Regions from separate parts of the Homo sapiens genome. Here region 2 is linked to region 1. Evidence: chromatin loops called from intact Hi-C (ENCODE). Cell type or tissue: MCF 10A. All regions are shown on one strand.

Evidence for each region. Hi-C counts contacts between places; a loop is a spot of excess contacts. Peaks named below come from ENCODE experiments on the same cell type or tissue, not always from the same donor. Only the 100,000 strongest peaks of a DNase experiment are listed, where the experiment ranks them.
Region 2: a loop joins it to region 1, with 2.5 times the contacts of the local background. A loop is called at or near these places in 3 of 110 quality-filtered maps.

The regions. Positions count from the first base shown.
Region 1 is chr1:223,809,817-223,813,816 of GRCh38, reverse strand. TP53BP2 (tumor protein p53 binding protein 2) reads left to right here. Exons shown (of 18, transcript NM_001031685.3): 4 at 3,304-3,386. Among named protein-coding and RNA genes, the nearest start is that of TP53BP2, 34 kb to the left of the region's middle. In MCF 10A, a CTCF peak has its summit at 1,997; a DNase peak (open chromatin) is centred at 1,986.
Region 2 is chr1:223,886,268-223,890,267 of GRCh38, reverse strand. No RefSeq gene overlaps it. Among named protein-coding and RNA genes, the nearest start is that of TP53BP2, 42 kb to the right of the region's middle. RefSeq lists an enhancer at 1,205-2,404. In MCF 10A, no CTCF peak of the experiment used is centred here; a DNase peak (open chromatin) is centred at 1,987.

The DNA of each region.
Region 1 (4,000 bases):
TGATGATGGAGGTGGGTGGGAAGCTGGAGCTGTTTTGGAGATTAGGAGAGAGGGCTTACTAGGGAAGCCAGACTGCTGGGAACCATTGAGGCCAGTTGAGATTAGAGACCATGAGACCATACATGATTTTTCTCCAGTGGTGGTCTACAGCCCAGGTGGGTTGTAAGAAGAGAAGAAAACAAAGGTGTCTAGACAAATTTTTCTAGGCAATTGTCTAGAAAACCCAAGGTTTCTAGACAAATTCAATGGGAGTTCAGTGGGACAGGGGAGAAGAGGGTATTGGCAAGGTGATACCTTAGCTGGGTGGGGAAGAAGTGAAGACAGGAGGGGCTGTGGGGAAAGAGTAGACAGAGTTAAGAGGCTGTGAGTCTCAGTTAGATGAAAGAACAGGTGTGAGAGGAAATGAGTGAGACGCCTGAGATTGAAAGGAAATAGTGGTCAAAAAACAGAAGGTTTGAATTGAAAATTTCGGAGGTAGAGGGCTTCTAGTGTTGTGGTCCCAGGTGGGGCCCTGAAATGAGGCTGAATTAGAGTGGAGACGAGAAAGCTAGAACTGAGAGGCTAGCATTTGGGCGGTAATGTCATCCAGAATGAAGGCAGGACTTGGAGGTGGAGAGAACAAGGGAGTCAGTTGGTCACATCGTTAGTGACCAGGGATTGTGACCAGAGTTTATAGATGACTGTAGGGGGAGGGTGGAGAGAGAGTGTGGGTGGGAAGCAGCAGTAGACACTGGGGACACAGCCATCCCTGTGACCCAGCAGTCTTGTAGGATGTGGGAGAACGAGCAGGGTTATTGGACATTACAAAAGCTCAGTTTTGGCTGAGCGCGGTGGCTCATGCCTGTAATCCCAGCACTTTGGGAGGCTGAGGTGGGTAGATCACCTTAGATCAGGAGTTTGAGACCAGCCTGGCCAACATGACGAAACTCTGTCTCTACTAAAAATACAAAAATTAGGCCGGGTATGGTGGCTCACGCCTGTAATCCCAGCACTTTGGGAGGACGAGGCGGGAGGATCACGAAGTCAGGAGATCGAGACAGACCATCCTGGCCAACATGGTGAAACCCTGTCTCTACTAAAAATACAAAAATTAGCTGGGCATGGTGGCATGTGCCTGTGATCCCAGCTACTCGGGAGGCTGAGGCGGGAGAATCGCTTGAATCAGGGAGTTGGCGGTTGCAGTGAGCCGAGATGGCACCACGCACTGCAGCCTGGCGACACAGCAAGACTCATCTGAAAAAACGAAAACAACAACAACAACAACAACAAAAAACAAAAATTAGCTGGGCGTCTGTAATCCCAGCTACTTGGGAGGCTGAAGTGGAAGAATCGCTTGAACCCGGGAGGCGGATGTTGCAGTGAGCCGAGATCACACCATTTGCACTCCAGCCTGGGCGACAGAGCGAGACTCCGTCTCCAAAAAAAAAGTTCAGTTTTATTAACTAACTGTTGCATTAACGCAAGTGTCTATATGGTACCTGACCATTAGGAATGATTAAATTTATAGTACGGGTTAGCTGAGGGGCAGAATTGACTTAGTTTGGCCCCTTCTACCCTACAGATGAGAAATGCTGATACTTAGGGGTTAAGTGACTTGTCAGAGGCCACACACCTAGAGGCAGAGCCAGGAGTGGAACCTGAATCACCTCAGCCAAGCTACCTGGTTGCCTTTCAGTATCACTGGTGTCTGTAATTTTATTTTAAGTAAACATGTATTTTTTTCCGTAGGCTTTTTTCTTTTTTTTTTTGTAGTTTTATATTGGCATTTGCATCTTATTTTTTTTTTTGTTCTCTATTTACATCACATGCACTCATCTAATTAGTTGAATTTTACCCATTCATCTACCTGTTCAAATATCTTGCTGTATAGTACTGGATAAATTATTAAATAGTCTCTCAATAGTGCAATATGCAGTTTCAGTGTCAGTAATGTGAGAAATATAATCTGAAGATAAAGGAGCTGTTTTCACGTTGTCACAAAACACCAGTGCCACATAGTGTTGAAATTGGGATAAAACAAGGATTGTTTTTCAGTCTCCTTTATTAAGGTGTTAACTTACTGTTTTTGGTCTAGACCTCTCGATTAAGGATTAGGAGACTGTCACCATATTCTTTTTCCAATTCAATTAGGACCTGTGACCCTGAATGTATATGAAATTATGTTTAAGGCTCTTATTGCTTACTTTAATTAGGTAACTGATGATACAAAGGAGAAACTAGTTAAGTGCTCTCTCTTTAAGACAGCAAAGAAAGCAATTATTCTGAAATTATAGAAGTTTTTTTTTCTTACAGAAATATTGTGGCAGATTACCTGAGCTATTTTGCCAGATAATTGAGCTGCATTTTAAAAATAAAAGCTGATCATATTAGAATTAGGTGCAAGTGTGATACTTGGCTCTGAGTAGACATGTTTATTTATTTGTTTATTAGCAATGGGAATTTGTGCTAAGATTCCTGACAGTTATAATAGACATTTTACTTAAGTTTCTTGGGAGGTAATTTGATAATTTTTTTAATTTCTGGGAAGTACAGGTATGAGCTTAATATATTTTTAAAATTCTCTGTTGGTATTATTTGCTTCTTATAATGTATTAGTTTAAATTAAGACGTTTCCTTTTATGATACATTAAGTGGTACTGAAAGACCCATGTATTTTGGCTTTAAAAATTCTTTTTAGCCAAAAAAGCAGAATATATAGTGTTTCTGGATAGTACCTTCACAAACTTAAACAAATATTTTGCTTAAATAAATGTGGAAGTACCTCATAGTACTTACAAATTACCACAAAATGTTTGCAATAAACCAAATAATTAAGATACTACTTGTTCCTTTTTTTAAGTGCTTTCTTCTCATAATAAGTTAAAAATATTGTTAGCGAGTACAAGGATGCATTGATGTAATTTTCAACTATTTCAGTGAAGTTTTTCTTGGTTTAACTACTGAGTAGCTAAATAGATGACTAGGAAGAGCAACTATAAGCAAATGGTATGAATTACTCATAGTCAGAAGTACATTACGTTTGTTAATTTTTCCTCCTTTGGTATGTGAATCAGACAGCTTTCCTAATGAATAGGTGGCATGTGATATTTAGTAGTGCTGAGTATTCACTGTTCCATGAAATTAATTTTGCAAAACACACTGAGTTATGAGACCTTAAGTCCATTGCTATTAGAAAATATTTTGTTTTAAGAATACATTCAACTTAAAATATCAAACAGTAATGACAGAACTCAGAAATGAACTGGTTCTTAAAATATCTGTCAACTCTAGTGTTAATGCATAGTTTTTGAATTTTGTCCTTAGTGAGTGGACCAAGATCTCAGGATCCAAGTTTAAAAAGAAATGGTGTAAAAGTTCCTGGTGAATATCGAAGAAAGGAGAACGGTGTAAGTTGTTGTTTTTATCCATACTGTATATACCACAGTGATACATATTTTTTAACTTTAAATCTTATTCATTATTACTTTGTTATTCAATGGGCTAAGGATGGCCGCTTTTTAAAGGTTATTTTAAATTTGTTTCATAGAAACTATTAATTTTAATGATCTGTATATGGCTGACTATTGGAAGAAGTTGTATGTTTAATGTGACACAAATTCAGACAAAATAAATGCTGAGCAAGTTTGAGGAAGTATTTCTTATTTGGTGATTTTATTTGTTGCAATCATCACTTTATTAAAAATGCAAAATTGGCCGGGTGCAGTGGCTCACGCCTGTTATCCCAGCACTTTGGGAGGCTGAGGTGGGTGACTCACCTGAGGTCAGGAGTTCAAAACCAGTCTGACCAACATGGAGAAACCCCATCTCCACTAAAAATACAGAATTAGCCGGGTGTAGTAGTACATGTCTGTAATCCCAGCTACTCAGGAGGCTGAGGCAGGAGAATCTCTTGAACCCGGGAGGCAGAGATTGCAGTGAGCCTAGGTCGCGCCATGGCACTCCAGCCTGGGCAACAAGAGTGACACTCTGTCTCAAAAAAAAAAGGAAAATTATATATTTA
Region 2 (4,000 bases), 76 kb before region 1:
TAAATTGAGGCTTTTCCCAGAAATAGGGTGAATAGATGCTGAGTTACCCCAGTCAGCAAATGTCCATTTATCTCATTTGTGAACTCTGGACTCTGCACAGAGACTGTGGTGACACAGGCTGTCCTGTGACCCTGTGGCTGGGTCAGCTCCTGTGTCTGCGACAGGATGCCCTGAGTCCCCATGGATTCCTCAACCCCACACCCTGTCCTACTCTTAGCCAAGTCAGCCATGCCCCTCTGAGGGCTACGCTGCTTCAATAGGCCTGGCTTCCTAAGTACCTTTCATTATCACCCAGGCTCATACCCAGAAGCAAAGCAGAAATTTCTTTTGAGATCCAGGGTGGGAAATGGTCAGTTGAATTGAGTTGCAACCGAAGGTGAGGAAACGTCTTTTATGAAAACCCATTTCCCTCTGTCAGAGGTGATTTCAGTCACATTTTCCAAGCTCAGGATAATTTACCCCCTACCAGGGTGCACTGCAGAAGGCCTGGCTGGAAGGCCCCGAGCACAGGAGTTGATTGCTAGCTGCTAAGAGGCTGCGCTTTGTTCCCGAAGGAGAAAGCTGCAGGTTAAGAGAACATTCCCCACCTTGCCAGGGGTGACCAAGCAGGGGACTGCTTGAGGGCTGACACTGGAGTTAGAGATAATGAAAGGAGAGGAGCAAGAAGAAGCCAGGGCCTGGCTCGGCATCTCACCGCATTGGTGGGGAGAGGAGCTGTTCACCTTCTTGCACCTGTTGCTGGGCTGAGACAGATTTTCAGAGAGCAATGCCTCCTGGACAGAGGCTCTTCCCCACAAGGCAAATGTAATTAGTTGAGAGAAAAACAAAGCTCTGAAACCCTAATTAGGTGCAAAGCCCTCAGGCTTTATACATGTAAACAGCTAAGGAACAGAGGATAAGATTCTCCAGTCGGCACTCCCTTGCCAGTCCTGGGTGAGCTAATGGTGAAGTGAGAGCTGTGCCACAGATCCCATGGTTGGCTTTTTGTTGTTGTTATTTCAGACGGAGTCTCACTCGCCACCCAGGCTGGAGTGCAGTGGTGCAATCTTGGCTCACCACAATCTCCGCCTCCTGGGTTCAAGTGATTCTCCTGCCTCAGCCTCCCGAGTAGCTGGGACTACCAGCGCCCGCCACCATGCCTGGCTAATATTTTGTGTTTTTAATAGAGACGGGGTTTCACCATGTTGACCAGGCTGGTCTTGAACTCCTGACCTCAGGTGACCTGCTCACCTCAGCCGCCCAAAGTGCTGGGATTACAGGTGTGAGCCACTGCACCTGGCCCCGTGGTTGGCTTTTACTCCTTCCATTCTGCCACCCTGAAGCTGATCCTCTGGAATTTGCTTGTTTTTGGTGTGTCCAGAAATGAAGGTCTATCAGTTCTTGAAATTGGGTTGTTTTAAGTAACTGATGTGCCGGGATGACAGTGAAGAAGAGATCTCAACTGTGGTTGAGATCCTGAGTGCTCAAGTTTGGGTCCTGATGCAGAGATGTGTAAAACTGGTAAAGCAGGAGGAAGAGTGAAAATGTGTGTGTGTATTTGTATGTGTTATGGACTACATTCATTGTGGGTGGAAGGAAAAAAAATCAGATATTTTCATGGGCAACCAAATACTGAAAAATTACTTCCAAGCAAGGTCTTTGCAAATGGTATCATTACGACACAGGTGTGACTTCTAAGCATTCTGATGTGGAAAGGGGTTCTTTGGAGGGGTGGGCTTGTTACTAATGGCAATCTAATGGGTCACACACAGGGCCCCAAATACCTCTGAAGGGCTTGGCTCAACCCTTGGATTTTTTTAGGTTCTGAGCCTGGATTTCATGAAGGAAACTTCATCCACCCTGCTGTGTGCTGAGCTGACTGTAGACATGTTCATCAGAATTCCAGCAGAATGATTTGCAACAGGGATTTCCCCTTACAGTGACAGATTGCCTGGGTCACCAATCTGTGCCCTTAGGAGGAACATTGCCATCATTTCTAGTGGACGGGCTCTCGGGTGACGCATCATTAATCAGAGGGCTCTTTGCTAAGCATGAAACCGGAAAGGAAAGCACCATGGCTGTAGGGTATACGTCACCTGCGTTCCCGTAAAGCCTGATGGAAAATCTCTTCTCAGCAGAGAATACTTCTCCAGTGACGGGGCTGTGTGTTCAGTGACCCCAGATGCAGAGTCTCGGACGGGGCTAGATGCTTTCGACAACTTTTGTCTCCTTGTATCTATTTTTTCTTCCTAGCTCAGTTCCTCTCAGACACATTCTTTTTTTAGATGGCTTTAGTGCCGTTGATTAATGCTACAGTCAAGGGCTATTTCTGTTGGCCTGGCAGATGATACAGAGTCAAATGTTGCAGAATTTGAGGGGTGGATTACTGTCTCAGCTAATACTGTTGATTAAATCAGGAGCTTGGGAAGGATTTCAGCTTCCCTGAATTTTTTTCCAAGTTGACTAGTCTGTTATTTATGTTGGGAAAGCAACATGATCCCCTTTTCTAGAAGCCCTGATTACTGTCTTTTCTGCAGCCACAGTGAAGAAGGGCAAGTCATTCTACAGAAACATTCTAGAGAATACACAAACTCCTGCAACACACCTTGTATTCCCCTCATTTAAATTCCTGAGCTCAAATGATTCTCCCGCCTGGGCCTCCCAAAGTGCTGGGATTACAGGTGTGAGCCATCATGCCCGGCGTTGTCTGATTTCCAGTTGCTTCATTCACAAAAGTAGTAGGTAGCTTTGCTACAAAGAGTGGGCCAGGTCATTACCCTTGACCATTGCTTCCATTATGAATCTTTAGCTCACATTTCTCTGGTCTCACTCAGGGACTCTTCACTAATGCCTAATCTCTGACGCTACTTCCAGCATTATATACACCACGTTGCAGGAGTGTGTGTGTGTGTGTGTGTGTGTGTGTGTGTGAATATGTTTCCCTAAGAACATCTTAGAAAATCACATGGTAGGCCGGGCACGGTGGCTCACACTTGTAATCCCAGTACTTTGGGAGGCCAAGGTGGGAGGATAATTTGAGCTCAGGAGTTTGAGACCAGCCTTGGCAACATGGTGAAACCGTCTCTACTAAAAATACAAAAATTACCTGGGCATGGTGGTGCGCACCTGTAGTCCCAGCTACTCAGAAGGCTGAGGCCGGAGAATTGCTTGAACCAGGGCAGGGGGAGGTTACAGAGAGCCGAAATGGTGCCACTGCCCTCCAGCCCAGATGAGAGAGCGAGGCTCCGCCTCAAAAAAAAAAAAAGACAATCACATGGTGGAGATCCCCTTTTAGTCCCACTGCAACCCCCTCACAGAGTGAGCCTGCAATGTGTGGACACTGAGGCAGAAGGTCTTTCAAGTGGAAATCCCAGAGGATGGAAGTAGGTACAACTGAGGGTGAATGAATGCCCTCAGGGTTGCTGGCAGGCTGATACATGGATGAGGACCAGCTAGGATGAGTCATCTCAGGAAACAGAGTAAACAGGTGGAGATGGGAGGTAATGTCACACTGTGTGCACTTGTTTTAGAGTTAACGTGTTTATTGATCTGCAATGATTTAAGCAAACCATTTGACTCTGTTCTAGAAAACAAACATGGAAAACCCCATGTAATCACGAGGCTGAGGTAAGAGATTAAGGGCCGTTGACCCAAAGGAAACAGTGCTGACCTGTCTCCTCGGTGGCATATCACTCTTCAGCCACCAAGCCCCCAGGTAGGTCAGGCTTATGTAGTAAAAAGGGTGGGATTTGGAATGAAACTGACCTGGGTTTTAATTACAGCCTCCTCCACTAACTTGGCTCAGGTTACTTTACCTTTTTGACTGTTGTTTATTTCTCTGTAAAGTGGAGATATAATAAATATTTCACAGAGTTGTGAGAAGTTAGTAAAATGATATCATAGATATGCTCTATAAATTGCAAGCACTCAATAAATGAAGGCTTCATTATCTAGGAGACTGAAAAATGCCCAATTGGAGCTCTGTCTAAAGAGCTTCTTCCTCTTCTTCTCTATACTTTGA